Linked DNA regions of Homo sapiens: region 1 is linked to region 2. Evidence: read pairs that join two places in POLR2A ChIA-PET (ENCODE). Cell type or tissue: CD4-positive, alpha-beta T cell. All regions are shown on one strand. Each heading gives the region's core, and the rest is flanking DNA. Links, peaks and the distances in the headings are about the cores only.

Region 1 (16,115 bases), core at 5,511-9,510, 150 kb after region 2:
ACAAGTGCAACGCCACCACATCCAGCTAATTTTTTGTATTTTTAGTAGAGACAGGGTTTCACCATGTTGGCCAGAATGGTCTCGCTCTCCTGACCTCGTGATCTGCCCGCTTCAGCCTCCCAAAGTGCTGGGATTACAGGCGTGAGCCACGGAACCCGGCTGAGATGTTTTTAAAATGTCCAAAGTTTCTCAGGGGAAAAACACTTGATGCTGTGATGTTAATCACATCACCTCCCCAGGCCTGTTTTCCCACCTGCTTTCCTCTCACTGAGCCCTTTCTCCCCATAAGGACCTCTCCAGGCACAAGGGCCATGACCCTGATTCTTCTCAGCTTCTAGGCAGCAGAAGAAATAGCTCAGGGACCCTGTGCAACACAGAACAATGAAAATTCTGAAAAAATGCTGGAACCAACATGAAGAGAAAAGTCAGGGAGCATAAAAGGAGAGAAGCTACCACTGAGTTCCTACTGGGCAAGGGGCTATGCTAGATGTTTTCAAGAGTGAGAAATTGTTGCAAGATTTAAACATGTGTCCACGCAACATTTGGCTCAGGGGCTGGCACACAGTATGTGCACAAAGAGTAAAATAAATTTTTGCTGTACTATTTGTATTATATCTCTTTTAATCCTCACAATACCTTGCAAGCTAGGCTCCAACTGAGAAGCAGTTTGGTAGAGAGGTGTGTGTTCTTCTGTCAAACAAATCTGGGTTCACATTCTAACTCTGCCATGTCTAGGCTTTTGTGGCCCTGAGAAAGCCTGTTGTCTTGTCTTGTCTTGTCTTTTTTCTTTTCTTTTCTTCACAGAATCACGCTCTCTCGCCAGGCTGGAGTGCAGTGGCGTGATCTCGGCTCATTGCAACCTCCGACTCCCTGGTTCAAGTGATTCTCCTGCCTCAGCCTCCCAGGTAGCTGGGATTACAGGCACGCACCACCACACCCAGCTAATTTTTGTATTTTTAGTAGAGATGGGGTTTCACCATGTTGGCCAGGATGGTCTCAATCTCCTGACCTCGTGATCCTCCCACCTCGGCCTCCCAAAGTGCTAGGATTACAGGTGTAAGCCACCGGGCCCAGCCCTTTTTTTTTTTTTTTTTTTGAGACGGAGTCTTGCTCTTGTCACCCAGGCTGGAGTGCAGTGGCATGATATCAGCTCACTACAACCTCCCCCTCCTAGGTTCAAGCGATTCTCCTGCCTCAGCCTCCTGAGTAGCTGGAATTACAGATGCCTGCCACCATGCCCAGCTAATTTTTATATTTTTAGTAGAGACGGGATTTCGCCATGTTGGCCAGGCTGGTCTCAAACTCCTGACCTCAGGTGATGCGCCCACCTCGGCCTCCCAAAGTGCCTGGATTACAGGCATGAGCCACTGCGCCTGGCCCACTTTACTTTTCTGAGTCTTGGTTTGCACATCTATAAAGAGGGGGAAACAATGAGAGCTACCAAACAAAGATTCATCTAAAACCCTCGATGTAGGTCCTGGCACACAGTAACTGCTCAATAATCATTATTCTTAATAGTATTGGAAGAAAGAACACAGAAGTTCCAGAGGTTAGGTCATTTATCCAAGTTCACATAGCCAAGTAGAATACACTCATGGAGGCCAGCCTCAGTGGCTCACGCCTGTAATCCCAGCACTTTGGGAAGCTGAGGTGGTGGATCACTTGAGGTCAGGAGTTTGAGACCGGCCTGGCCAACATGGTGAAATACCATCTCTACAAAAAATACAAAACTTAGCCGGATGTGGTGGCAGGCACCTGTAGTCCCAGCTCCTTGGGAGACTGAGGCATGAGAATTGCTTGAACCTGGGAGGTAGAGGCTGCAGTGAGCCAAGATTACGTCACTGCACTCCAGCCTGGGCGACAGAGTAAGACTTTGTCTTAAAAAAAAAAAAAAAAAAAAAAACAGATTCATGGTTTGGGCCTACTCAGCATCTGTGCCTTTCCTTTCCTTCTGGTGAGAAAACCTTGACTTTTGGGAATTGCCTGCCCCTACTATCAGGCCTGTTGACTTAGGTGGGGTCAACACACCTCTTCCAAGCTCTAGAGGCAAGACATGACCCACATCTGGCCAATTACGTGTTCCATCCCTCTGGTCACAGTGACTGGTTTGAGGTAGCCTTGTGACTCATGCCAAGTCCATGAGAATACTGGAACTTTGTCAGATCCATTGGGATAGAGATGAACCTTTCTTTTTTGTTTGTTTTTTGTTGTTGTTGGGGTGGGAGTTGTTTGGTTGTTTGTTTGCTTTTTTCTTTTTTTAAGGCAGAGTCTCTGTCACCCAGGCTTGAGTGCAGTGGTGTGATCTCGGCTCACTGCAACCTCCGCCTCCCAGGTGCAAGTGATTCTCCTGCCTCAGCCTCCTGAGTAGCTGGGACTACATGCACCTGCCACCGCACCCAGCTAATTTTTGTATTTTTAGTAGAGATGAGGTTTCACCATGTTGGCAGGCTGGTCTTGAACTCTTGACCTCAGGTAATCCACTCACCTCAGCCTCCAAAGTGCTGGGATTACAGGCGTGAGCCACCGCACCTGGCTATGTTTGTTTGCTTTTTGAGACAGGGTCTCCGTCTGTCACCCAGGCTAGAATGCAGTGGTGCAATCACATCTCACTGCTGCCTCGACCTCCCAGGCTCAGGTGATCTTCCCACCTCAGCTTCCCGAGTAGCTGGGACTACAGGCATGTGCCATTACACCTGGCTAACTTTTGTATTTATTGTAGAGATGGGTTTTCGCCATGTTGCCCAGGCTGATCTTGAGCTCCAGGACTCAAGCAATCCACCCACCTCGGCCTTCCAAAGTGCTAGAATTACAGGTATGAGCCACTGCACCCAGGCTGAAATGAACCTTTCTTTGGACTTGACACTGGGAGGATATAAGCTTGGAGCTGCTGGAAGTTGCTAGGTAGAGAGAGTGCCCGAATGGAAAGCACACCCAGAGGAACTAGAGCTGAAGGAGAGAAAGAGACTGAAGCTGCCAACTCTAAGTAAGCTCTTGCCTAAACTCTTGAACAAACATGTCTAATGTCTGTACATCGTTTCGGGTACATGAAGCAATAATGAGGCAATAATTCTCTCTCTTTCCCTTAAGACAACCAAAAGAATCCTTATTTGGCAAATGTATCAGTCAGGGTCCCAAGTGAAAACAGATGACACACTAAAATTAGAATAATTTGAAGAGGGTTTATTTACGATGGTGTGAGTGGGTGCACAGAAACCATAGGGACAGCACAGTGGCCCGGGGCTAGCAACACTTGAGGAGCTGCCACCACCCTTAGGCCTGAAGGGACAGGGGAGAGCATTTCCTGAGGGAGGGAATTTTGGAAAAGAGGCCTCCTTAAGAAGAGCTGTGACTGCCCATCAAGGATACCCTGTCAACCTGTAGAGGGAGCAAGGGAATAACTACCCAACTTCTCTCCCTTCTGGCCCCTCAGACCCAGTGTCCCCAGTGGCTGAGCCCAAGAAGGAGCCAGAAGGCAAAGCAGCCTGCTGATGTGTCCAGACAAGGCAGACACAGAACAGGACAGAGAAGAGTGAAGCGTGGGTCTGCAGGGGCAGATGGGAGATGGCTGGCTCTCCCAGAAAGCAGCACAGCCTGGTCTGACTGTCTCTCCACCAGCCCCGTGATGGCTGGTGACAATTTGGAATCTCAGGCCAGAGGGTTTTTTTTGTTTTGTTTGTTGTTTGTTTTTGAGACGCGGTCTCGCTCTGTCTCCAGGCTGGAGTGCAGTGGCACAATCTCGGCTCACTGCAACCTCTGCCTCCCAGGTTCAAGTGATTCTTCTGCCTCAGCCTCCTGAGTAGCTGGGACTACAGGCATGTGCTACCACGCCCAGATAATTTTTATATTTCTAGTAGAGACAGGGTTTCATCATGTTGGCCAGGATGGTCTCGAACTCCTGACCTTGTGATCCGCCCGCCTCGGCCTCCCAAAGTGCTGGGCTTACAGGCATGAGCCACCGCGCCTGGCCTGTTTGTTTGTTTTTAAAGGGACAGAGTCAGGGCCGGGCACTGTGACTGACACCTGTAATCTTGGGAAACACCTTGGGAAGCTGAGGCAGGTAAATCACTTGAAGTCAGGAGTTTGAGACCAGACTGGGCCACATGGTGAAACCTCATCTCCACTAAAAATATATATATACAAAAATAAGCTGGTGGCACATGCCTGTAATCCCAGCTACTCCGGGTTGAACCTGGTAAGCGGAGGTTGTAGTGAGCTGAGATCGCACCACTGCATTCCAGTCTAGGCAACAGAGCGAGACTGTCTCTAAATAAATAAATAAACAAATAAACAATCAAAGGCACAGGGTCTTGCTTTGTTGTCCAGGCTGGTCTTGAACTCCTAGACTCAAATGATCCTCCCACCTCGACCTCCCAAAGTGCTGGGATTACAGGCATGAGTCACTGAGCCTGGCCAGACCAGAGTTTTCAAACTCTCATCATTCCCTTTGGTCTTTTCTATACATCTGTGTCCCTCCTTCCCTAGAGAAGACCCTATAGGAGGTTGGAATTCTGAGAATCTGGAAAGAATCCACAGACCAGCCCAGCTTACTTTGCAGGAGGTAGAAGCCTCTAGCTCAGCCTCCCAGTGACCAGAATCCTGGGCTGACCCTCAGGCCTCACCCTGCCAGTTCCCTTGCCCCACAGACATCTCTTTGCTTGCCACTGTGGCCCCAGTCACCACCAGACAGCAGCTCCGTGACTTTCCTTTCTCTCCATAGGAGATGTCTGTTTCCTTCTGTAGCCAAGCCAGAGAAGGTTCTGGGATTCCCCACTACTGGCAGAAGCCCACAAGTGCCCTGAGGACGGGGCTGAGTTGCATCCAAGTATCTCACTTTGGTCACGCAGACACCTGTTCCCTCTTTCTTTTATTCCCAAGACACTCACCCTAATCTTCATTGCCAAAATGAGTTACTCTCCACCTTTCAAATCCAGTTTAAACCTTAGAATCTTTCAGTTTCAACACCAGAGGACATACAATTTAAAAAATTAAAAAAATTAAAAAACGGCTGGGCATGGTGGCTCACACCTGTAATCCCAGCACTTTGGGAGGCTGAGGCGGGCAGATCACGAGGTCAGGAGATCGAGACCATCCTGGCTAACATGGTGAAACCCCATCTCTACTAAAAAATATAAAAAAATTAGCCGGGCATGGTGGCGGGCGCCTGTAGTCCCAGCTACTCGGGGGGCTGAGGCAGGAGAATGGCGTGAACCTGGGAGGCAGAGCTTGCAGTGAGCCGAGATCGCGCCACTGCACTCCAGCCTGGGCGACAGAGCGAGACTCCATCTCAAATAAATAAATAAATAAATAAATAAATAAATAAATAAATAAATAAAAATAAAACAACTTAGAATTTCCTCAGAAAGCCTTCCTCATCAGTTCTTCCGACTCCACTCTTGCTATTATGACAATTATTATCAGAAGGACTTCTGCACATAAATACCTAATAATAGCAACTAACATGTACTAAGATGTACTAAGTGCTATCAGCCCATCGCTGAGCTATTTGCAATACAGAAACCATCTCATTTAATTTTTACATCCACCTTGTAAGATATGTGCTACCGATATATAGAATATGTTGTGATTGGTAGCCCTGGACTGTACCATGAAGCGACCTTAGGAGCAATTACTTTATCCATTTCCATGGAAAAAAGTGAGGCTCGGAAAGGATAAATTACTAGCTTAAGTTCACACAAGCAAGCAAAAGGCAGAGACGAAACCTAAACCCAGGTATGACCAACCCCAAAGCCTATATTCTCTCTCTGTCTCTCTTTTTTTTTTTTTTTTTTTTTGGAGACAGAGTCTTGCTCCATTGCCCAGGCTGGAGTGCAGTGGCGCAATCTCGGCTCACTGCAACCTCCACCTCCCAGGTTCAAGTAATTCTTCTGCCTCAGCTTCCCAAGTAGCTGGGACTACGGGTGCCCATCACCATGCCCAGCTAATTTTTGTATTTTTAGTAGAGACGGGGTTTCACCATGTTGGCCAGGCTAGTCTCGAACTCCTGACCTCAGGTGATCCACCCAACTCAGCCTCCCAAAGTGCTGGGATTACAGGCATAAGCCACCTTGCCTGGCCAAAGTCTATATTATTAAGATTGCAATATTTTACTATGTCCCAGGTATGTGCAGTTCCAGAGTTAGGTAGTAGCTGGAGGAGTTTCTGAATTTTCTGTGTAACGTGGTTATATACGTGCTAGAATCGCAGTCAGTGAACTTAATATGCAAATGAAATACTCTGTACACTGTAAACAATGTTACCTCTCAAGTTTTTGCAGCAAACACCACCATTATCCCTTTGGAGTTAAACCCGCTTGGCTACCACCCTTGCTGTCAAACCCCCATGAGATGCCAAACACTTGAAAAGGGTTTCATCGGAGATGTCAGTGTGAGATTAAGAACACACAACAGATGAAATAGAGAAAACAAGGGAATTCACTAGCAGTTACTGGTAAGACGCTCAGGCTATTAGCCTGTCACACTCCCCACTGCCAGCAAAGCCATCTTTAGCCACTTGGAAACCTGGCCTTGCTTTCACTTCCTTTGTGAAATGTCCCGGGTGGTATTTTCCCCACAGTGTAAACAAGTCCTTTTACATTAATCAATTCATTTAATTCTCACAAAAACACTATAAAGTAAGTACTGTTATCATCTCCATTTTACAGATGACGTAACTGAGGCACAGAGAGTCTAAGCAGTTTGCTCAAAGTCACATGTGACATATGGCAGTGCTAGATTCAAACCCTTAAGTTACTGCGGAATCTGTGCTCTCAAAAACTACTACTCAGGCTGGGCGCAGTAGCTCACAGCTGTAAACCCAGCACTTTGGGAGGCTGAGGCAGGCAGATCACCTGAGGTCAGCAGTTCGAGACCAGCCTGGCCAACGTGGCAAAACCCCGTCTGTACTAAAAATACAAAAAAATTAGCCGGGCATGGTGGTGCATGACTATAATTCCAGCTACTCAGGAGGCTGAGGCAGGAGAATCACCACTTGACCTGGGAGGCAGAGGTTGCAGTGAGGTGAGATCACACCACTGCACTCCAGCCTGTGCGACAAAGTGAGACTCCGTGTCAAAAAAAAAAAAAAAAACCACATACACACACACAAAAACCCCTACTACTCTGTAGTTTGACAACAAAGCTAAATGAAGATAATTAGAAAATCCACTATTGCACCAGAATTGCAAAAGGGCTGTGGAGATATGTTTTTTTGTAGAATCTATGTGCTTTAGTAATGTGGAAGGGAGATCTCCCACCAAAATGTGTGGTGAGGTAGGCCTGGGTCACTCCCCAGACCAGGATCCCCCAGGCTCCAGGCTTTCATCTTAGCCCTGTAGTAACCCCCTCAGAAAAAGAATGCTTCTTTCCCATTTGTTCCAGCAAAAATCCTAAGATTGCTCTGATCAACTACCTTGGTTCTGTGCTTAACATTGACCCAGTTACAGAACTAAAGGATGGAATATGCTGACTTGTCGGGCCTGGGTGATATGCACATCCTTCTCTGCAGCCACACCCCAACACACGGAGCAAGAATGGAGAGATGGCTCCTAGCGAAAACTAGACTACTGAGAGGAGGGGAAAGAATGCTGAGCAGGCAAAACAACAGATGATCCAGGGATTCAGGCATTGACACTGGTAATTATAAGCCAGTGTGATAAATGACTTGACAGGAAGGAACTGGCACTGGAAGACAGCAGAGGAAACACCTAAACCAGAGGAAGTGGCATGTAAGCTGAGACCCAAGGAGGAGGTATCCAGGGCAAAGAGGGTGTGGGGTGGGGAAAGGAAACAGGCTGTGCATATTTTTATTTCCTTCCCTCCCTCCCTCCCTCCCTCCCTCCCTTCCTTTTTTTGAGACAGAGTCTCGCTCTGTCACCCAGGCTGGTATGCAGTGGCGTGATCTCGGCTCACTGCAACCTCCGCCTCCCAGGTTCAAGGGATTCTCCTGCCTCAGCCTCCCAAGGAGCTAGGATTATAGGCGCCTGCCACCACCCCTGCCTAATTTTTGTATTTTTAGTAGAGACAGGGTTTCACCATGTTGTCCAGGCTAGTCTCGAACTCTTAACCTCCAGTTATCCACCTGCCTCGGCCTCCCAAAGTGCTGAGATTACAGGTGTGAGCCACCACGCCTGGCCACATTTCTTGAAATGTGTGAGATTGGGGCCTAAACATTCACAGAGTCCGTGAGGATGAAGATGATGGGCCAGTCTGGGTGCCCTGGAGTGGCCTGAGCAGAAAGGAAGGAAAATGGATTAGGGGCTGAAGAGGAGATGAAGCTTTTAGTTTGGATATTGATCCTGAGGGGCACATGGGTCATTCTGTTAGAGATATCAAAGAGCCAGCTGAATATGTGGGTATGGCATTTGGGAGCAGGATCTCTGGACAGAGATCTGGGTGTGATCAGCACAAGGATGACCATTGAATGACCATCAGTTAAGGTCATCAAATGGTTACTGAGTGTAGGAGAGACATCCTTGGGTGAGGGGACCAAGTGGGAACAGACTCTTCAACAAAGACATCCAGATGGCCAAATAGCACAAGAAACAAGCATGTAAAAACATTATTACTGGCCGGGCTTGATGGCTCATGCCTGTAATTCCAGCACTTTGGGAAGCCGAGGCGGGCAGATCACTTGAGGCCAGGAGTTCAAGACCAGCCTGGGCAACATAGCCCGACCTCATCTCTACAAAAAACTTAAAAATTAGCCAGATGTGTTGGCATGCACTTGCAGTCCCAGCTACCCAGGGAGCTGAGGCAGGAGGATTGCTTGAGCCTGGGAGGTTGAGGCTACAATGAGCCATGATCATGCCACTGCACCCCAGCCTCGGCAACAGAAAAAGACCCTGTCTCAAAACAAAAAATATTATTACTTATTACTATGTGGGTAGATACATTAAAACAGTGAGATACCACTACGTACCTATCAGAATGGCTGAAATTTGAAATTAAAACGACTGACAATATTAACAACTGGAATTCTCATACACCACTGAAAGGAGTGTAAACTGGTACAACCACTTTGGAAAACTGGCGGTATTTACTAAAACTAAACATACGTATCCCCTCTGACCTAGCAGTTCCACTCAAATATATATAGCCAAGAAAAATAAATGGTTGAGTCTACCAAAAAGACATATGTAAAAGAATGTTTGTAACAGCATTATTCAGAATAACCAAAAGCTAGAAACAACCCAAATGCCTCCATTGTTATATGTTCATTTGATAGAATACTATACCACATACATAAAAAAACAAGTACTAAGTACTAACATGGATGAATTTTATAGCTATAATATTGAGTGAAAGAAGCCAGAACAAAAATAATGTACACCATGCAATTCCATTTAGAAAAATCTCAAAAACAGGTATAGTTAGTTGATGGTAATGGAGGTCAGAAATAATCGTTTCTATTGTGACAGGGGGTATGTCTGAAAGGCGGCCAAGAGAACCTTCTAGGGTCCTGGAAATAATCCGGATTTTGATCTGGTTGATGGTTATACAGGTATATACATGTATAAAACTTCAAGTTGGGTGTGGTGGTATGTGCCTATAGTCCCAGCTACTCAGGAGCCTGAGGAAAGAGGATTGCTTGACCCAAGGAGTTTGAGGCTGCAGTAAGCTATGATTGCACCTGTGAATAGCCACTATACTCCAGCCTGGGCAACATAGCAAGACCCTGTCACTAAAAACAAAAACAAAAACAAAATATTTTTAATTTAAAAAATCAGACAGTAGGCCGGGCATGGTGAGTCAGGCCTATAATCCCAGCACTTTAAGAGGCCAAGGCAAGCAGATCGCCTGAGGTCAGGAGTTTGAGATCAGCCTGGCCAACATGGTGAAAACCCTTCTCTACTAAAAATACAAAAAATAGCTGGGCTTGGTGGCAGGTGCCTGTAATCACAGCTACTTGGGAGGTTGAGGCAGGAGAATTGCTTGAACCTGGGAGGTGGAGGTTGCAGTGAGCTGAGATCACGCCATTGCACTCCAGCCTGGGCGACAAGAACGAGACTTCGTCTCAAAAAAAAAAAAAAAAAAAACAGAAAGTATTCATCTAGTTGCTCATTTAAGGTTTGTGCACATTACCGTATCTATTTTATACCTAAAGGTGGGGGTGAAGGAAAGTTTATCCCCTCTTCCCAAAGCCAAAATTAGTACTGATCCAGGGACTGTGGATGCTTTACAATTTGTGATATGATGTGACAGTTTCATGAGGCCCATCTTGATGAAGTTCCCCAGGACAAGAGCCTCTCTTTTGATTGTTTTCTCTACTGTTCCAAAGCATCTATACTGGGGCTCAGATCACAGCAGGCCCACAATGTCTGTGACTCAGTATCTGCTTGGAACAGCACACCCAGCCCTTCAGTGTTCAACTCGACACTCACTTCCTGAGTGTCTGCTCTATGCCAGGCCTTGTGCTGAGAGCTAGAGGTACAAACACAAGTAAGACAACCATCCCTACACTTGAAAAGTGGCCAAGCAAGAGGTGGGTACCCCAGGATGAAGGACAGGAACTTGCAGCAGCCAACCCATCCATCAACACATGTAAAATAATATTAGTAACAAATAACCACCATTTATGAACTGCCAGGTGCTTTATGGTGTAACAGATTTTTTTTTTCTTAATTGCTATTTTAAACCACAACTGCCTGCAGCTACTTTTGTCTATTAGGGGAGTGGCACAATTTTTCTCTGGGTAGAGGGTTCTTTGTTTGGGAAAATACTTCATAAGTTGCTTTGGCATGAAGAATGAAGCTCTCCAGAGCTAGGGCAAGACAAAGACAGCTGAACTGCTTTGCAAATTAGAGAAAAATGTGGCAGCAGAGGGAGCGGGGGGTCTAAACGCAGAAGGAAGGGAGACATTAGGAGATATAGTTAGAGAGATCTATGTTGCTTTTGTTTTCCCAGGCTCAGTGCTTTAGAGAACCATCCCTTTGCCTTACTAATCTTACTTATTCTTCAGGTTTTACCCTTCAAAAATCACTTCCTTATACCACACAGCCACCAAAAAGAATGAGGTGAAGCTCTCTGTACTAACATGGAAAAAATGCCCTGGGTATATTGTGAAGTGGAGGCAGGGGAAGTCACCAGCTGGATAGGAGCGTAGTAACAACCCCGTTTTTAAAGAGGACGGCCCTGTATATGTACTTACACTTGAATACATTTGGAAAGTCCCCCGGAAAAGTACATAACACTCTGTTAACAGCTGTTACCACCAGGGAAGATGGTGGGGAGTAATTTGGAGCTTCTGATTTCAATTTTTATCCTTTATTTTTAAATATTTTACCATGAGATTTTATCTCTATTTGTTTATTTTTTTATCTGTTTTTGAGACAGGATCTTGCTCTGTTACCCAGGCTGGAGTGCAGTGGCACCAACACAACTCACTGCAGCCTCAACCTCCTGGGCTGTAAGTGATCCTCCTGCCTCAGCCTCCCAAGTAGCTGGAAACACAGGTGTACCACACCAAGCCCAGCTCATTTTTTAAAAACTTTTTTTTGTAGAGACTAGCCACTACACTGCAAAGTGCTGGGATTACAGGCATGAGCCACCTTACCCAGCCCGAGACTCTTAAAAACGGGGTAGGCTTGGTGCAGTGGCTCACGCCTGAAATTCCAGCACTTTGGGAGGCAAGGCAGGAGGATTGCTTGAGGCCAAGACCAGCCTGGGCAACAGGGTGAGACCCCTGTCTCTCTGAAAAATTTAAAAATTAGCCAGGCATGGTGGAGCATGTCTGTAGTCCCAACTACTCTAGAGGATGAGGCAGGAGGATCACTTATAGCCCAGGAGGTCAAAGCTGCGGTGAGCCCTGTTCATGCTACTGCACTTCAGCCTGGACAGCAAAGCAAGACCCTTTCTCTAATAAAATAAAATAAAATAAAATAAAATAAAATAAAATAAAATAAAATAAAATAAAATAAAATAAAATAAAATAAGGCTGGATGTGGTTGGTCACTCACACCTGTAAGCCCAGTACTTTGGGAAGCCAAGAAGAGAGGATTGCTTGAGCCCAGGAGTTCAAGACCAGCCTGGGCAACACAGTGAAACCTCATCTCTATGACAATACATTTAAAAATTAAGGAAAAAAAAAAAGCCAAGAACCTAATTTCTATCGTAGGTCAGGTTCCCGTGGTATCCTGCTGTCCTCCTTTGTGACATTTGGTACCTTTGGAATTGCCTGCCCGTTGACTTCCCCATCCCTCCACCTCCTGCACCCACTCTGTTCCCCTTGGCTCCAAGACTACAGGGACCAGGAACGCCTAGCAAAGTGCTTGGTTTAGCAGTTGACCAAATGAATGAGTTCTCCCACCTTCCAATGACTTTTCTCTTGCCTGGGTTTTGATTCTTCCAGAGAAAGGAGAGAACAGCTCAGCTCCATCTGTGTGTGCCGCCCAGGCCTGGCTCACACAGTTCCTGCACATTCCCCACCCAGGGCAGGGTGAAGATGCCCTCTTTCTTGTCCTGGAGAGAGATGTAAAAGCAGTAGCTCCTGCTGTCTTCACTGCCTCAGCCCTGGGGGACACCAAAATGCCTGAGACCACAACAACCTGTGAGAGGTGTGAGCAGGTGGCAGAGCCAATTACAGGAACAGGACTGGGCATTCTGGCTGACCTTGGCAGAAGCTTCTCTTCCATCTTCCTTTTATTTCTAGCAGCTGGGGGAGGAGGGAATGAAGCCCTAATTGCTTTCACCTTGAGAAAAATCTGCGGCTGACCATGTGCAGAGAGAATCATTCTGTCACACAGCAGGGGGGCTCGAAATTAGATCAGATCAGGAAGGCTGGCGTTTTCCCTGAGGCTCTCGACTAACGACCAAGGGGAAGAGAGGCACTTGGCCTAACGCCCCTCCTCACTCTGCCCTACCAGTCACACAGTGATAGCTGAGCTCTTCTCTTCTGCCCAGAACTCCACAGGGAACTCCCCATGCCTGCCCCCTCCCCACCCAGGCTGCTGTGACTAACGTGTGCCTTCACTAGGTCTTGCCCAGGCCACAACTCAGGCTGCTGGGTGAGAACTAGAGCTATTCTCACAGGCCCCCAACTGCCAGGCAGATGCCTCTGTCGACCCAGCCAGCCTGTCCCTGCCGAGTTCAGACAGGAAGGCGAGGCTGGCCCCTGGAACTACCAGGGAGAGACATCGGCCAGCCACATATGCCTGATTCTGCCCAGACACTTCTAACAATTGAGGCAGTGGGTGAACTCGCATGCTTTCTCCATCCCCGATGAAAAGCAAGTTCAAAAGCCACATACTGTCCTCAAGCCCTGGGGGAAGCCAGGACCCTGACAAAGAGGAGGCATTGTAACTCGATAGAGCAGTCTTGAGTGATACTGATGCAGTAGAGTCAACCACCACACACTCAGCATTGGAGCCACCGAGAATCATCCAGAGCGCATGTGATACTGACGTTAAGCAATTAATGGCATACAAAGCTTCAGAGCACTAGCTGGTCACCTACTGGATCCCGAGTAGAAATTTTCTGTAAGAAATTCTGGGGAAGGCCGGGCGCGGTGGCTCAAGCCTGTAATCCCAGCACTTTGGGAGGCCGAGGCGGGTGGATCACCAGGTCAGGAGATCGAGACTATCCTGGCTAACATGGTGAAACCCCATCTCTACTAAAAATACAAAAAAATTAGCCGGGCGTGCTGGTGGGTGCCTGTAGTCCCAGCTACTCAGGAGGCTGAGGCAGGAGAATGGCGTGAACCCGGGAGGCGGAGCTTGCAGTGAGCCGAGATCGTGCCACTGCACTCCAGCCTGGGCGACAGAGTGAGACCCCGTCTCAAAAAAAAAAAAAAAAAAAAACTCTGGGGAGGGCCAGGCGCAGTGGCTCACACCTGTAATCCCAGCACTTTGGCAGGCTAAGGCGGGGGAATTGCTTTAGCCCGGGAGTTTGAGACCAGCCTGGGTAGCAAAGCAAGACCCCACCTTTACAAAAAAAAAAATTAGCCAGGTGTGGTGGCACATGCCTGTGGTCCCAGCTACTTGGGGGCCGAGGTGAGAGGATAGCTTGAGCCAAGGAGGTCAAGGCTGCGGTGAGCTGTGATCACAACACCACTGCACTCCAGCCTGGAGCAAGCAAGAATTTCATTCTAAAATTAAAAAATAAAAATTCTGAGGAGGCAATAGAAACTGATAGCTTCATACATAGCCCACTGCAACAACTTTCTGGCTATGTGACTTCGATGGTGTCACTTAACCTGTCTGAGCTTCAATTTCCTCACTGCAAAATGAGATTAATAATACCTACCTCAAAGGGCTGCCATGAGAATGAAGTTAATATATGTAAACTATTTAGTGCAGCATGTTGCTCAGGAAGTGCTCACTAAACGGTCACTGTCCATATTATTATTTTATTTTATTTTATTTTATTTTATTTATTTATTTATTTTGAGACAGAGTCTCGCTCTGTCGCCCATGCTGGTGTACAGTGGCGCAATCTTGGCTCAAAGCAAGCTCCACCTCCTGGGTTCACACCATTCTCCTGCCTCAGCCTCCAGAATAGCTGGGACTACAGGCGCCCGCCACCACGCCTAGCTAATTTTTTTTTTTTTTTTTTTGTATTTTTAGTAGAGACGGGGTTTCACCGTGTTAGCCAGGATGGTCTCGATCTCCTGACCTCGTGATCTGCCCCTCTCAGCCTCCCAAAGTGCTGCTGGGATTACAGGCTTGAGCCACCGCACCAGGCTTTTTTTTTTTTTTTTTTTTTTTTTTGAGACGGAGTCTCGCTCTGTCACCAGGCTGGAGTGCAGTGGCGTGATGTCGGCTCACTGCAACCTCTGCCTCCTTGGTTCAAGCAATTTTCCTGCGTCAGCCTCCTGAGTAGCTGAAATAACAGGCACACGCCACCACACCCAGCTAATTTTTGTATTTTTAGTAGAGACAGGGTTTCACCATGTTGGCCAGGATGGTCTCGATCTCCTGACCTCGTGATCCAACCCCCTCAGCCTCCCAAAGTGCTGGGATTACAGGCGTGAGCCGCCATGCCCCGCCCATATTATTATTATGGAGCCATCAGTGCACACTGCAGTATGGACACTGAGGAGAGATGGTGTATGGTGGGGACTTTACGACCATGCAGACCTGGTGTGAAATCCTGTTTTCATTATTTCTGCCTTATGTGGCCTTGGGAGAGTTAATTAATTTCTTTAGGTTTCAGTCTCCCTCTGTAGAAAGGTATCGATAACACCTACCTTGTCAACAGGATAAAGTCCTGTTATTACCAGGGCCCAAGCATGCAGAAGATGCTCAGGAAATATTAGCTGCTGTGGGTACCGAATCATCATCCTCTTTCCGGCATCCTTCACCTTTTTCATGTGGTAGTTTTTACAGAGAGGTGACAGTCTCCTCAAAGTGATTTACTGTGGAGGAGCATATTGATTTTTTTCAAAGCCAGTGGTCCCTTTCCTGTCCTGATTCTTCTTGTCATCTCTACTATTTGACCTGGTGGCCACCTCTGAGACCTCCTCCCCCTTGGTTTTCTTGACTCCAGTACCCCAATCTTTGCTTCTCTCTCTCTGTCTCTCTCTCTCTCTCCTCCCTTCTTCACAGTATCTTCAGCTTCCCTAGCCTATTCCACAGTCCTGTGGCCCCCGCATTCTACCTGTTCTCCCCAAAAGAAAGACTATGTCGTCACCAAAACCAAGCTCAGCCTGCCATTCCTCCTGATCTCAAAAGTATCATTATTCTCCTGGCCACCCCGACATAAAGTCCCAGATCCTTCTCTTTTTTCTTTCCTCTCTTTCTGAATCCAGTCAATTGCCATCTGCTTTTTCCTTCAAAATATTTTTCATATCCATCTCCTTCTTTTCCATTTTCCCTCTTGCCAATATCAACTCAGGCCTGATCTAGTTTAAACGTCCAGTTCCCATCCATTCTGAGTATCGCAACCTCACCAAAAGTATCACTTGAAGCTCACCATCAGATATTCTTTTCCTACCACCCTTCCATCTCTATTCGAAATCCTATTAAGACTTTTTCCTTCCTACAGTAGATTCAAGAGCATTCAAGATCTTCCATACCTAGATTTTCTAGAGTTGGCTTTCCATTTGGCCCCAATCCAGATCCTCCATTCTGTTCATTCCTTATCCACCATGTCCATCTCCTCTCCTTTGCATTTGCATCCTCC
Region 2 (16,115 bases), core at 6,992-10,991:
ATGGAATACTAAATCACAGTTAGACTCAATAAATTAGATCTATATATCAACATGAATGTATCTCAATGATATAATGTGGAATTTTAAAAACAGCATAATATGAATAACAAGGGAAACCGAGTCTGGAGTACACAGGAACTCCCTGTACTAATCTTCAGATTTTTCTGTAGATCTAAAACTATTCTAAAAAACAAGGTTTATTACAAAAAACAAACCAAGCTATTGGGTAATCCATATTGAAAACTGTCATGATCTGGCAGTCAGAGTCATAGATGAGGTAAGAGTAGAGACTGGATGTCACCAATGACCAAAATTACTGCTCTAAGGAAATAGTTTTTGTAAATGAGAAGCCCTCCCTCTAAGGAATGTCTTGGTCATGATGGCAGAAAGTTGACCAGGTTCCCTAAGACCAGTGAACCAAGCCATTCTGGTCCATTTGGATAATGGAAGTCTCCCACATTGGGCAGAGAAAACGGGAGTGGAGATGTTGTCAGTTCCACATGGTATAGAGATAAAGAATGGCTAACACTTACGTAGTGCTGTTTTGAGCCAGGGACTGGTCTAAATGCTTTACCTATATTAATCCTGTATTTGCCTGTATTAATTTACCTATATTAATCCTTACATCAAGTCTGTGAGGTAAGAACTGTTATTATCCTTATTTGACAGATGAGGAAATAGGCCAAGACAGATTAAGTAATTTGCTCAAGATTAGCAAGGACTGGTTTTAGAAGCCAGCCAGTCTCTGGCCAGTTTCTCTGTCTCCTGGTATTCTATTTATTTATTTTATTTTTATTTTTTTGTTTTTTTGAGACAGTCTCACTCTATCACCCAGACTGGAGTGCAGTGGCATGATCTCGACTCACTGCAACCTCCACCTCCCGGGTTCAAGCGATTCTTCTGCCTCAGCCTCCGGAGTAGCTGGGATTACAGGCGCACGCCACCACACCCAGCTAATTTTTGTGTTTTAAGTAGAGATGAGGTTTCACTATGTTGGCCAGCCTGGTCTCAAAATCCTGACCTCAAGTGATCTGCCCGTATCGGCCTCTCAAGGTGCTGAGATTACAGGTGTGAGCCACTGGGCCCAGCCTTTCTCCTGGTATTCTAAAATGTCTCTGTCATAAAAAAAAAATAAAGTAAGGTTTTGCCCAGGTTTTGGCCTAATGCTATTTGCCTCATCATTAGCTGTTTGCTCCATTGACTCATGACAGCACCTCTGCGATATACCTGGTTCCCATTAAAGAATGCAATTTATTTCTTGGCTTTCCTTTTTTTTTTTTTTTTTTTTTGAGATGGAGTTTCTCTCTCATTGCCCAGGCTGGAGTGCAGTAGCAGGATCTTGGTTCACTGCAACCTTCGCCTCCTGGGTTCAAACGATTCCCCTGCCTCAACCTCCCAAGTAGCTGGGATTACAGGTATCCACCACCATGCCCGGCTGATTTTTTGTATTATTAGTAGAGATGAGGTTTCACCATGTTGGCCAGGCTGGTCTCAAACTCCTGACCTCAGGTGATCCACCTGCCTCGGCCTCCCAAAGTGCGTGAACCACCACACCTGGCCTATTTATTGGCTTTCTTTTCTCTTCCATTGATCGATTTGTCTATTCTTGATCAATATTGTTTTAGTTCTATGGTTTTGTGATAAATATTGCTATCTAGGGAGCAAGCTCCACCCCCTCAACTTGGTTTCTATTTTTTATAATCGTCTTAGCTAACTGTATACCGTAGAATCATTTTGTCAAGATCCTTGAAAAATTGTGCTGGGATTTAAATTAGAATTTCATCGAATTTACAGATTAGGGATAAAATTGAATAATACTGAGTCTTCTCATCCATAAATGTACCTTATTTCCATTCTGCCAGGCCTTCAATTCATTTTTGTGATTTTTCTTCATCAAAATATTGCACATTTTAATTAAATTATTCTATTCTTTAATATTTTTATTGCGTTTTCTTTTTTCTTTCTTTTTTTTCTTTCTTTTTTTTTTGTTGAGATAAGGTCTCGCTTTGTGTACAGGCCGAAGTGCAGTGATATGATCACCTGGGCTCAGATGATTCTCCCACCTCAGCCTCCTGAGTAGCTGGGACTACAGGTGCCTACCACCATGTCTGACTAAATTTTTGGTTTTTTGTAGAAACGGCATCTTGCTATGTTGCTCAGGCTGGTCTCAAACTCCTGGACTCAAGCAATCCTCCCACCTCGGCTTCCCAAAGTGCTGGGATTGCAGACATGAGCCACCATGCTGGAGGCGGTGACTCACGCCTGTAATCCCAACACTTCGAGAGGCCTGGGCGGCAGATCACCTGAGCCCAGGAATTCGAGCCAGTCTGGACAACATGGTGAAGCCCTGTCTCTACAAAAAATACAAAATTATCCAGGAGTGGTGGCATGTCCCATACTCCCTGTAGTCCCAGTTATTGGGAGGCTAAGGTGGGAGGATGGTTTGAGCCCAGGAGATGGAGGCTGCAGTGAGCCAAGATTGTGCCACTGCACTCCAGCCTAAGTGACAGAGTGAGACCCTGTTGCAAAGATATTAATAGTATTCTCATGATTCAAAAATCTCTATTGTATTGATTACAGTCCCCTTTTAATTCCTAATACTATTTATTTGTGCTTGCTCTCTCTCAGTCATCCTAGGGTTTTTTGGTAAATCAGATTTTTGCTTTTTTATCTCTGTTTTTTATGATGTTGTTATTATATTTTCTATTTCACCATCTTCTGGTTTTACCTTTCTTATTTACTTTCTTCTATTTCCTTTGGTTTACTCTTGTTCTTTCATTTTTTTTTTAAGAAACAGGGTCTTGCTCTGTTGCCCAGGCCGAAGTGCAGTGGTGTGATCATAGCTCACTGCAGCCTTAAATGCCTACTAATTGGCCTCAAGCTAATTTTTAAAATTAGTTTAAATTATTTTGGAGAGATAGAGTCTCACTATGTTGCCCAGGCTGGTCTCAAACTTGTGGCCTAAAGTGACCCACTCCCAACACTTTGGGAGGCCAAGGTGGGAGGATCACTTGCACCCAGGAGTTTGAGACAAGCCAGACAACACAGTGAGACCTTGTCTCTATAAAAAATACAAAAATTAGCCAGACATGGTGGTGCATGCGTGTATTCCCAGCCTAGAGACAGGGTGTCTAGGGAAACAAAGTATTAGTGCCTAACATTTCTATTTTTTGTGAAGATGAAGTCTCTCTATGTTGCCCAGGCTGGTCTTGAATTCCAGGGCTCAAGCAATCCTCCTGCCTCAGCCTCCCAAAGCACTGGGATTACAAGCATAAGCCATCACACCCGGTGGCTACCTGTTATTATTAAAAATAAATGTAGTTTCAGGCCAGACATGGTGGCTCATGCTTGTAATCCCAGCACTTTGGGAAGCCAAGATAGGAGGATCACTTGAGGCCAGGAGTTCAAGACCAGCCTGGTCAACATAGTGAGACCCCCATCTCTAACTGAAAATAAATAAATCATACATAAATAAATGTTTCAGCCAGGCATGATGATGAACGTGTATAATCCCAGCTACTCTGGTGGCTGAGGCTGGAGGATCCCTTGAGCTCAGGAGTTTGAGACCAGCCTAGGCAACATAGCGAGACCGTCTCTCTATTGAAAAGAAAATGAAAATATACTTTTACTGCATTGTGATCAGTTAAAATTGTCTACATAATGTTGCTTTTTTTTTTAAGTTTTTAAGATTTCCTTTGTGATCTGATATACTGTCATTGTTAATATTCATTGTATGCTTGAAAAATGATTGAAATTCTCAGTTTAATAGTTTAAGCTTTTCCTTTTTTTTTCTTTTTCTTTTCTTTTTTTCTTTTTTTTGAGATAGAGTCTTGCTCTGTCACCCAGGCTGGAGTACAGTGGTGCAATCTCGGCTCACTGCAACCTCCACCTCCCAGTTCAAGCAATTCTCCTGCCTCAGCCTCCCGAGTAGCTGGCATTACAGGCACCCGCCACCGTGCCCGGCTAATTGTTGTATTTTTAGTAGAGACGGGGGTTTCACTGTGTTGGCCAGGCTGGTCTCGAACTCCTGACCTCATGATCCACTCACCTCGGCCTCCCAAAGTGCTAGGATTACAGGTGTGAGCCACGGCACCTGGCCAACAGTTTAAGCTTTTCTTACCTCAAGCTTTTTACTCATGTTTTTCAAATCCATAGTAATCTATAGTAACTTGAATCTACAGAAATCAGTGTTCAATGCAGAAAACAAAAACTACTCTAGATATTTTAAGCACAATGAGGTTTAATACAGGGCACTGGGTGTTTCAAAAGTCACTGGGAGGCCAGGCACAGTGGCTCACGCCTGTAATCCCAGCACTTTGGGAGGCCGAGGCGGGTGGACTGCTTGAGCTTAGAGGAGTTCAAAACCAGCCCAGGCAACATGGCAAAACCCCATCTCTACAAAAAGTACAAAAATTAGCCGGATGTGGTGGCGCATCCCTGTAGTCCCAGCTACTTAGAAGGCTGAGGTAGGAGGATGGCTTGAGCCCAGGAGGCAGAGGTTGTAGAGAGCCGAGATCGCACCACTGAACTCCAGCCTGGGTGACAGAGCCAGACCCTATCTAAAAAATGAAAAAAAAAAAAAAAAAGTCACTGGCAGGCTATAGGAGTGGACCCGAGGCTGGGCCTAGAACACACATTAGAACTGTATTTATAAATACACTGCTAGGGTAACAATACAAAGGTCTAATACAGGCACTGCCACTGCTGCTTCTACTGCCCACATACACAACACTAGGGGCCAGACATTGATGCGGGCAAACTCGATAGCTCCACAGTTGTGCTTGGAAGCAGTAACAGCCCACGGAAAAGGACAATGGTCTTGGCCTCTCATCTGCTTTTCAGATCTTGCACAATAGCAGTAAGTGTTGGAAAATAATTCACATCTGAAACACTCATTGTAAGGGAATCTGTGAAAGAGTTTTGGCTTTCTATCCTCTACAGGAAGGCATACTAGGATGTGGAGGATTGCTTGAGCCCAGGAGTTCAAGGCTTCTGTGAGCTATGATAGCACCACTGCACTCCAACCTGGGTAACAGAGTGAGGCCCTGTCTCTAAAAAAAACTTTTAAATAAAATTTTAAAAAATCGGCTGGGCACAGTGGCTCACGCCTGGAATCCCAGCACTTTGGTAGGCCAAGACAGGCAGATCACTTGAGGTCAGGAGTTCGAGACCATCCTGGCTAATGTGGCGAAAACCTGTCTCTACTAAAAATACAAAAATTAGCTGGGCATGGTGGCAGGCACCTGTAATCCCAGCTACTCGGGAGGCTGAGGCAGGAGAATCGCTTAAACCCGGGAGGCAGAGGTTACAGTGAACCAAGGTTGTGCCACTGCACTCCAGCCTGGGCAACAGAGCGAGACTCCATCTCAAAAAAAAAAATGTTTTAAATCTCACACAATTATTACGAACGTGTCAATTTTTTCCCTTTACCTCTGTAAGTTCCTGCTTTATATATATTTAAAAACACTTTTTTAGGAGCATGCAAATTCATAAATTTTTACATCTTTTTTGGAGATTATAACTTTCATCAGTGCCAAATGTGCCTTTTCTTCCTATTAATGTTCTTCTGCTTTAATTCAGTTTTTCTGATATTAATATTGGTAACTGCTTCCTTGTGGTAGTATTTAGCTAATATAGTTTTGTGGGGTTTTTTGTTTTTTTTTTGTTTTTCAGAGACAGGGTCATGCTGTGTCACCTAGCTTAAGTGCAGTGGCATGATTACAGCTCACTGCAGCCTCTAACTCTTGGGCTCAAGTGACCTCCTGGGCTCAAGTGATCCTCCTGCCTCAGTCTCTCAAAGTGCTGGGAATTCAGGTATGAGCCACTGCACCCTGCTCATTATTCATTTTTTACAGAGGAGGAAAGGTGGGCTTCAAATCCATGACTTGCTAGGGATTGCTCCGCTGGAGATAAGCGGAACTATGTCCAACCTCAAGTCCAGCTCCATCCAAAGTCCCTCCGCCAGACTGTATTCCCACAAGGGCGAGAACCAGACTGGGTCTGCCTTGTTGGCCAGCTCATTCACAGGGCCTAAGGTGGTGCCTGTCGTTTAATATGAAAACACACCCAGAGGCAGTCAGAGAGGGAGGAAGAACACAATGGCACGACTTCGAGGAAGCCAAGGAAAGACTGTTTGGGGGTTTGTGGATTTTTTTTCCCTGATAAATTATTTATTTTGGAATAATTTTAGACTTACAAAAAAGTTACAAAAATATAAGAAGTTCCATCTACCCCTCACCTATTTTCTGTCATTGTTAACATCTTCTATTACTGTGGTCTCTGCGTAAACTAAGAAACCAACATTGGTACATTACTATTAACTAAACTCCAACTTTATGTGGATTCCACCAGTTTTCCCCTTCAGGTCCTCTGTCTGTTCCAGGCTCCCGTGCGGGCTACCACGTTGCATTAGCTACCATGCCCTTAGTCTCCTCTGATCTGTGACAGTTTCTCAGTCATTCCTTGTTTTTCATGACCTTGACAGTTTTGAGGAGTAATCGTCAGGTATTTTGTAGAGTGTTTCTTAATTTGGATTTCCCTGATGCTTTTCTCCAGATTAAACTGGTCTCAGGGGTTTTGGAAAGAATGCCGCACAGGGAAAATGCCTTCTCACATCAGAGGAGGGGGTGCGTGGTAGCCACAGGTGATATTAACCTCCACCGCTTGGTAGAAAGTGCTTTCCAGACTTCTCCACTGCCAAATTACTACTTTAAGAATTTTAAAGGCTGGAGACAGTGGCTCACGCCTATAATCCCAACACTTTGGGAGGCTGAGGCGGGCAGATCATTTGAAGTCAGGAGTTCGAGACCAGCCTGGCCAACATGGCAAAACCCCGTCTCTACTAAAAATACAAAAATTAGCTGGGCGTGTTGCCGGGCATCTGTAATCCCAGCTTGTCGGGAGGTTGAGGCAAGAGAATCGCTTGAACCCAGGAGGTGGAGGTTGCAGTGAGCTGAGATTGTGCCACTGCACTCCAGCCTGGGCAACAGAACGAGACTCCATCTCAAAAAAAAAAAAAAAAAAAGAATTTTAAGGTAGAGAGAGGTAGTGTTTTCAAAGAATATTGAATGATGTGGAGGAAGTGTCATAATGTGCTGTTAAGCAAAGGAAGAGAATGGAAGGAAATCCACCAGAATGTTGACAGTGGCTCTTTCTCAATTGCTTCTTTTCTCCTCTTGCATTTTCTTTTTTTTTTTTTCTTTTCTTTTCTTTTTTTTTTTTTTTGAGACGGAGTCTTGCTCTGTCGCCCAGGCTGGAGTGCAGTGGCGTGATCTCGGCTCACTGCAAGTCCCGCCTCCCGGGTTCACGCCATTCTCCTGCTTCAGCCTCCCAAGTATCTGGGACTACAGGCATCCGCCACCACGCCTGGCTAATTTTTTTGTATTTTTAGTAGAGACAGGGTTTCACCATGTTGGCCAGGATGGTCTCAATCTCCTGACCTCATGATCTGCCCACCTTGGCCTCCCAAAGTGCCGGGATTACAGGCGTGAGCCACCATACCCGGCCTCTTGTGTTTTTTCATTACTCTACAATAAATATATAGGACTTGAAATTTCTGTAACGTTTTCAAAAAATTGTATATAGTATCACCTCCATTATACAGATAACACATACAGACATTTATTCACAGGAACAATGTATAAAATATCCATTAAATGTTGATAGCTAGGGATTATCTCTGGATGGTAACTTTTATTTCTTCATTGTGATTTTATGTATTTTTCCGTTTTTAAATAATAATCTTATTTTACTTTTTTAAGAGACAGGGTCTTGCTCTGTCACTCAGACTGGAGTACAGTAGTGCAATCATAGCTCACTGCAGCCTCCAATTCCTGGGCTCAAGTGATCCTCCTATCTCAGCCTCCTGAATAGTTAAGACTACAGGCATGCCACTGCACCCAGCCCTGTTTATTATACTTTTTAATTGGACTTCAATTGCATAGAATGAGGTTTGTCATACTAATTGGGTATATAGTACACATTCTCATCATCGGTCCATAAAAGGCCTTCTTTGAATCATTTATGAATTTATCTATTAGGGTGCCTATTTTAATAATATAAAAATATCCATGGAACCACTGCCCAAGACGAAAACTAAAATACTGATAAGAACTTACACAGACTGATATGATTCTCCTCACTTTTATCTACCCACCGCAACCCCTAATATGAATCCTGTGTTGTGTTCTTTTGCTTTCTCTTTTATGTAGTTTTATCACACCCACATCTGTTTCCCCAAATTATATGTATTTTTTAATGTGATATGTTGGGATTTACTTTTTTTCCTTTTCTTTTTTTTTGAGACAGAGTCTCACTCTGTCGCCCAGGCTGGAGTGCAGAGGCGTGATCTCGGCTCACTGCAGCCTCTGCCTCCCAGGTTCAAGCGATTCTCCTGCCTCGGCCTCCTGAGTAGCTGGGATTATAGGCATGTGCCACCATACCAGGCTAATTTTTTTTTTTTTGTACTTTTAATAGAGACAGGGTTTCACCATGTTAGCCAGGCTGGTCTCCAACTCCTGACCTCAGGTGATCGGCCCGCCTTGGCCTCCCAAAGTACTGGGATTACAGGCATGAGCCACCACCCGGCCAGGATTTCCTTTTACCACTCAAAATTATATCGCTAAGTTTCATCTATATTGTTGCATTTGCCCAGCTCCTGTGTAATATTTCATTGTATGTTATTCCAAAATGTATGTGTCTCTTCTCCTCTCAGTGGTTCTCTGGATTATTTCCAGGTTTTGTGCTGACAGGAACATTCTAGCATGTGTTTCCTAGTGTATGTGGTAAGAGTTTCTCTTGTATATGAAGTAAGGAGGGAAATTGCTAGGTCATAGTTGTCTTAGTTTGGGTTTCCCTAGAGCAGAGCGTGAGACAGAGACTAAGCTGCTACCTGCGTCTGTTGTTGGTTGTTTATTTGTGGGGTAAGCCCAGGAAGCAGGAGTAAGGTGGCAGAGTGAGATGGGGAAGAGATCAAGGTCACTGCTGGAGAACTTGATTTTTGGAACTGTGGGCCCAGAGAATGGATGACAGGGACATTTTTATCTGCAAGCTCCTGAGCCCCATCTGTCAAGGGCTGCTCCTGGCATGTTATCTTCCCTGCACCTCTAGGCTGTGCTTGGGCTTGGGCTGAAAACAAAAAGACGTATAACTTGTGCTGAGGTGGGACTTGTTAGCGTGGGGTGAGTCATGAGGTCAAGGGAACTGCAGCCGGGGCGCAAATTAGAGGTGAGTGGAGGAGAGGCAATACTGGCACCAGAGGCAGCTGCCAGAGAGGATAAGTGAATGTCCCACTTTACAGACTCACGCCAAACTGTCTTCCTGAGTGCTTGTGCCAATTTACACTCCCATCTGCAGCCTTTGAGAAACCCAGTGAACCCACATCCTCTCTGACACCTGGTACTGTCAGGCTTCTTCTTCTTCTTCTTCTTTTTTTTTTTTTTTTTTTTGTAGATGTAGTCTTGCTCTGTCACCCAGGCTGGAGTGCAGTGGTGCGATCTCTGCTCACTGCAACCTCCGCCTTCTGGGTTCAAGCGATTCTCCTGCCTCAGCCTCCTGAGTAGCTGGGATTACAGGTGCCCACCACCACATGAGGGCTAATTTTTGTATTTTTAGTAGAGGCAGGGTTTCACCATGTTGGCCAGGCTGGTCTCAAACTCCTGACCTCAGGTGATCCACTAGCCTCAGCCTCCCAAAGTGCTGGGATTAGAGGTGTGAGCCACCATGCTGGCCTTTTTTTTTTTTTTTTTTTTTTTTTTGACATGGGGTCTTCTTGCTCTGTTGCCCAGGCTGGAGTGCAGTGGCACGATCACAGCTCACTGTAGCCTCGACCTTCTGGACTCAAGCAATTCTCCCACCTCAGCCTCCCAAGTATCTGGGACTACAGGTTTACTACTGGTGGCGTGCACCACCAGGCCTGGCTAATCTTTAAAAATTATTTGTAGAGATGAGGTCTCACCATGTTGCCTAGCCTGGTCCCGAACTTCTGGGCTCAAGTGATCCTCCTGCCTCAGCCTCCCAAAGTGCTGGGATTACAGGCATGAGCCACCATGCCCAGCCCATCAGGCTTCTTAATGACCAGTTTTCTGGCTCTTGGTGGTTTTCTCTCTCTTTCGTTCTCTATCTTTCATATATATGCATTTGTGTGTATGTGTGTGTTTCTTTTAAAGTCAGAAGTAGAAAGAAATCTTATTTTTTTCAAGAGCTAGTTTACCCGTTGAGAGTGTCAGTTGTTGTAGGGGGGCCTGGAAATATAAAGACTAAGAAAGGACCTAATCATGAGGCCCCGGGTTACTGGTGACTCTGGGGGAGTGGTTGGCAGGGGAGGGAGGTTGATGAAACCTCAGGGGGATAAGGGGCGGGACACCAGGGATGCAACAGAAGAGAGCCGGGTAAGAAGCCTGGTGGCCAAAGGAAGGAGAAGATTGCAAGGTCAGGTGGAGGGCATGTCTAGAAACGGAAGAACTGAGTTTATAGTGAAATAAGGAGGAGCCAGGGAGGAGAGGGTGATGGAGAGGCAGAAGCAAGGGGCAGACTCCGTGTTAAGAGCAATGGGGACCGGGCGAGGTGGCTCATGCCTGTAATCCCAGCACTTTGGGAGGTCGAGGTGGGTGGATCATGAGGTCAGGAGTTCGAGACCAGCCTGGCCAAAATGGTGAAACCCTGTCTCTACTAAAAATACAAAAATTAGCCGAGCATAGTGGCGCACACCTGTAATGCCAGCTACTCGGCAGGCTGAGGCAGGAGAATTGCTTGAACCCGGGAGGCAGAGGTTGCAGTGAGCTAAGATCGCACCATTGCACGCCAGCCTGGGTGACGTAGCAAAACCGTGTCCCCCCACTCCCCCAAAAAAGAGTAATGGGGGCATCACAGTCCTCTCGAGGAAAGAGCATTGACTTTGCAGCCAGACATATGCAGATTCAAATCCCAGGGCTGCCAGTTATGAGGTGTCAGAGAGGCTGAGGATGGAGGAGCACCTAGACCGGAAGGCACTTAACACTTGGTAGTTAGTTCTCTCTCCCTTCTTCCAAGAGTCTGTGGCTGAAGCGAGTCCAGATCTGGAAGCTGGGAGGTTCTGCAGGACTGGCCCTTGGCTGAGTGGGCTGCAGGCTTCGGAATCCCGTGAGTCTCAGGGAGGCCAGGTGAGAGCAGGTTTCTAGAGAGGGAGAACAAAGGGGATCCTATAAGTTGGGGAGAGATGAGGGTGATGACGGAGGAGGCCAAGGTGCTGCTGCCGAAGCAGGGAAATTGCCATTGATGAGGGTAGGGGCTGGGCCTCCCTGGCTGAGGTCCAGCAGGACAGAAGTGAAGTCAGGGCAGAAATGCGCCGGGTCCTGTCCTGCCCAAGAGGAGCCACCTCCACTTCCAGCCATGCCTGCTTATGTCGTGTGGCCAGTGCCCAGGTCCTACCCCAGCTGCTCCTCCTCCTTCGTCCCCATCTCAGGTCCTGGGATCCTTCCACTGTGTTCTCCCAGCCAGAAATCTGGGTGTCAGCCTTGCCTCCCCAACTCAGCAGCCATCTAGGGTATGGACTCAGCCTCACTCTGCTTTTCCCAGGAGGTTCCCAGGGTTAGGGCACCTTCCTGCAGCCCCAGGCAGCTGTCGTCTGGCAGGACTCCCTTCCGTCGTTACGCAGGAGGCTGGGGGCTTCACTGGCTCCCTCTGGCTCCCAGAAGGATCCATCATGGATTCAGCTGAGGGAGCTCTCAGTCTCGCCTTCCTGAGATGCACTGATTTTTGGGAACTGGCTTCTCAAGCTGCTGGGGAAGGGTGGGGAGGGCAAAATTTCATTTTCCATGGATGCCTTTGTGCACATCCCTCAACCTGGCTTTATGAGCTGTGGGAAGGAGGGAAGCAGGGGCGGATCTGGACCACACTGAGCAGCTAGGAGGTGAATTCTGGAGGCAGAGCAGTTTCTGCAAATCACGCTAGCCCGGGGCACTCCCTAACCTGCCCATCCTGTGCCCGCCTAGTCTCGGCCAGCAGGCAGCAGGCACCATTGCTTTGCACTGTGCACGTCAGGCCCTTCCAGGCCCTTCAGCAGAAGGCAGTGGGGCCGCTCAGCCAGCAGTCACCACTGCTGTCCACAGCTCCACTGACCCAGCCCAACATGCCGCAGCTCACTTTGTCACCCCGCCTCCCAGGTTCTCTGATTTGCTAAAGGACGTGTTCATGGTTGTCTATCTTATGAACTGGAAAACCAGAGCAGATCCTCAGGGCCTCAAGCAAGAGGCTCAGTGTTACAGGGCTTGCAGCTCCATGTCCTGAGGCTCAGTTCCTGCCTAGAGATGGACACCGCTGTCCCCCCAGGGCCACCAGCACCAGGACCCTCTGAAGCTGCCAGGTGCCCGTGCCCCTTGGGGCCTCCTCCCAAGGCCCTTGCTCTTCTGCACCGAAGGTCATGCCTACTGCCCCGGGACACTGCTAACTAGCTGTGGGTCACTGGCAAGTGTGTTGGTCATTGTTTGTGCCTCCGACAGTGCTCTATGCAGTCACCACTCAACCTGGTTGCACCTCTAAGTCCTGGGCTGCAGCCAAGGTGGCTGGATTTCCTGTGCCTCTGAGCTGCTAGCTGCTATGGACACAGCCAGATGCTCCAAGGCTCCTGATCCTTGTCCCGAGGGCATGTGAACCGACACAGCCAGGAGGAAACCGGAGCGCTGACTGCTGCAGGTGCATGTGCTTGTGCTTATGAAAAGTGGCCCTTTTCTGAGGCCGCCAGGTGCTGCTGGCAGCCTGACCCAGGCTGCTGAGGGACACACTTGGATCAACATGCTTTATACTGCCAATGGCGACCTGGGTCACCTGGCCCGGCTAGGGTTTGTCAGGTTTCTTCACTGAGAAGATGACTCTTCTCCTGTCCATGCTCCCTTCCATACTTACCCTTAGGAAGGAAGTCATTATGCACAGATGCACAGCCCACGTTTAAGCAGTGGGGCTCATGTGCCACCTCCTTGAGGGTGGACTATCTACATAAATTATTTGGAATCTGTATGGGAGATTTGTCTCTTCTCATTCATTTATTTATATCATTTGTTCAGTCATTTATATTGCTCTGGACTCACGGGTATTGATTTTATACTTTGGGTTGTAATCCATTGCTACTTTATTTGGTTTGTTGCTCGAACTATTCCAGTTTTGGCTGTTGGAGGCTCTTTTAGCCCCCAGAAGTTTTGGCTGTTGGGGGCTCTGGGTCTCTTTAACATTTTGTTGTACCCCCATTATTGTGGGGTGGGATATATCTCCTACCTCCTTGAAGACTTTCCACTCCCCTGATGACAAACATCAAATGCCGTTGAGACTCCAATTCACCCCTCCCTCACTCACCCCTGCCACTTGCTACTCCGGACCCTGAGCCCTGGCTGGGCCTCTGGTCCTGGGGATCTCAGAGCTGCTGGACACATTGAACTTTGAACCTTGCCCTTCCCTTCCCTCTGCCCAGCCACTATCACGCACAAACAATGCCCTTTCCCCTGGTTGAGTCTGTCTGTCCTCCAGTTCCAGCCTCCAAAAAGCTTTATCACTTTAGTGCCAAAGCTGCCAACTTCAGTGTATATGAACAAACGTACTTAAAGGACAAAACAAAACAAAAAGACCTGCCTCTCTATTGCCTTTGAAACCTACCTTATCTTCTTCACTCCCACACTTTAGATAAATGTCCATTTGCCTGCAACTGTTTTTATCACACACCCTCTCATTGGCCAGGGTAGTGTCATGGTCTCTGGAATCCTCCAGACTCTGATTCCAATCCCGGTGACCCTAGGCAGTGAGTTGATCCCTCAAAGCCTCACTTTTAGTCATCTGTAAAAGAGAGTCAGTAATAGCCTCCAAATAGCTCACACTGATTCATCACCACTGTTGATGTCAGGGGATAACTTATGAAAAGTACCTAATATCCTTTGCCTGCCAGGCCCTTCCTTCCTCCATCTGGGGAATCCAAGGTCTGGGTTTCAGTCTCCATGAAACCTTTCCCAACCAACCGGCTGGAGCGAGTGATTCCTTCCTGCCTGCCTGCACCTCCCTAGTACTTCGAGCGATTATTTGCTGACTCTCAGCTCCATCCCACCCCACCTCCAAACAGGCTGCCCAATGGTCAGAGTCATGCTGCATTAGAGCCAGGGGGTTAGGAAGAAAGGTCATGGACTTGGACTTGGACATCACACTTCAGTGTGATCTGCATTGGGACTGTGGCTCTGCACCTCAGCTGCTTGGCCTTAGCAAGTCCCCTAACCTCTTTGAGCTTCCTTTTCCTTATTTATAAAATTGTGATAACAGTAGTTATTTTATACGAATGCTGTGGAGATTTAAGTACATAATCCATGTCAAGCATTTCACATAATGCCCAGCACTCAGAAAGTGCTTAATAAACGGTCCCTTCCTCTCTTCTTAATATCAGGCAGACTGCTCTGCCAGGCTCCGTTTATTGATGGATTCAAGGTTAAAAATAGAGCGGCAGCCTTGGGGAGTAGGTCCTTCAGAGCTGGGAACTGACACCTTTGGTGCTGTGAATAGGGAAGGAGCCTGCCTCTCCCTTCAGGGGCCTCTCAGAGAAACACAAATCTTGATGCCTCTGGCCTTTCTCTCATTGATTTCCAGGGCAGGCGTGCAGAGGCCAGACTGCTCGGCTGGCAAGCTCAGACCAGAGGCTCTGCGATCAAACGCGCTGGCTTCTCACCCCAGCCCTGCCATTCAGTGGCTGTGTGACCTTGGGCAAGCAGTGTTTCCTCTCAGAGGATCATCAGGGAAACTGACAATGCTAACAACATTGATTTTTTTATATATATTACATATATATATCACACATATATTACATATATATATTACATATGTGTGTGTGTGTATATATATATATATATATATATATATATATATATATATATATAAAAGCAAACAACCGATACTGGCAGAGACCTTGTGGTTGATGACCAATCAGCTCTGGGACTCAGGGTAATGGTGTCCCCTCTCTGAGCCTCAGTTTCCATCTCTCTGAATCAGACACAGCAGCCCTGACTTACAAAGCTGTTGTGAGGATGCAGCAAGGTCATGGATAGCAGCTGCTGACAGCGGTAACGCCTGACGGGCACCTGAGTTATCTAATAGTCCATCTTCCAGTCTGAGGGTATGGGGAGACACATTTATTTTAGCTGTTTGTAACTATTGATCCATCAGCCTTGGAAAATGCAAAGAAATGCATCAACAGAAAAACCCTTCACATCTTGAGTTGCTAACAGGCTGGTCCTGCCAGTGGGTAAACAACTTCTGTGCGATTGACTTCCCCTGCCATCAGCTCAGCACTCTTGGCAACTTGTTTTGTTACCTAGGACAAGACACTGGTTTAATTAAAGCAGATCCTGAATTGTGGGCAGGAGCTCCCACTTTCCCTTCTGCAGGGAATCTTAGCAGTGATGTCAAAGGGCATAAATCTGACTTCCAGGGCCACTGAGCCAGCCTTCTTCAAGCAGACATGCAGGGGCTGGATGGTCCATGACCTCAGGGCCACACTCATGGGTTGTTTCTTCCTTCCCTTCCTGGGACTGGTCTATCAGGCTCCAAACCCCTGTCCCTCCCTCATTTCTGACCCTGAGATGGATACAGAACTTCATGACAATAACATTAATAAAAATACACAATCCTGGCCAGGCACCGGTTTACACAGTCCCAGCTCTGGGATTATAGCTGTGAGCCACTGCATCTGGCCTACCATTGTTATTTTAAATCTTTCTTGACCTGAACCCTCAGTTCATTTTTAAAACTCTTCCTTTGGCAGGACAAAGGAACATGGTGGCTCATGCCTGTAATCCCAGCGTTTTGGGAGGCCGAGGTGGGCAGATCACTTGAGGTTAGGAGTTCGAGACCAGTCTGGCCAACATAGAAACCCTGTCTCTACTAAAAATACAAAAATTGGCCAGGTGCGGTGGCTCACGCCTGTAATCCCAGCACTTTGGGAGGCTGAGGCGAGGTCGGGAGTTCAAGACTAGCCTGGCCAACACGGAGAAACCCCATCTCCACTAAAAAATACAAAATTAGCTTGGTGTGGTGGCACATGCCTGTAATCCCAGCTACTTGGGAGGCTGAGGCAGGAGAATAGCTTGAACCCAGGAGGCGGAGGTTGCAGTGAG

The links. ChIA-PET counts read pairs that join two places held together with the same protein. Peaks named below come from ENCODE experiments on the same cell type or tissue, not always from the same donor. Only the 100,000 strongest peaks of a DNase experiment are listed, where the experiment ranks them.
Region 1: POLR2A ChIA-PET joins it to region 2 with 5 read pairs; 7 of 35 experiments call an interaction of 5 or more read pairs at or near these places.

What each region holds. Positions count from the first base shown.
Region 1 is chr1:31,974,527-31,990,641 of GRCh38, forward strand. No RefSeq gene overlaps it. Among named protein-coding and RNA genes, the nearest start is that of KHDRBS1, 31 kb to the right of the region's middle. RefSeq lists an enhancer at 10,827-10,896. In CD4-positive, alpha-beta T cell, for the core only: no CTCF peak of the experiment used is centred there; DNase peaks (open chromatin) are centred at 7,085 and 7,745; H3K4me3 peaks cover 312 bases; H3K27ac peaks cover 1,658 bases.
Region 2 is chr1:31,818,152-31,834,266 of GRCh38, forward strand. No RefSeq gene overlaps it. Among named protein-coding and RNA genes, the nearest start is that of SPOCD1, 10 kb to the left of the region's middle. RefSeq lists enhancers at 9,053-9,152, 9,243-9,432. In CD4-positive, alpha-beta T cell, for the core only: no CTCF peak of the experiment used is centred there; a DNase peak (open chromatin) is centred at 9,360; H3K4me3 peaks cover 649 bases; H3K27ac peaks cover 2,006 bases.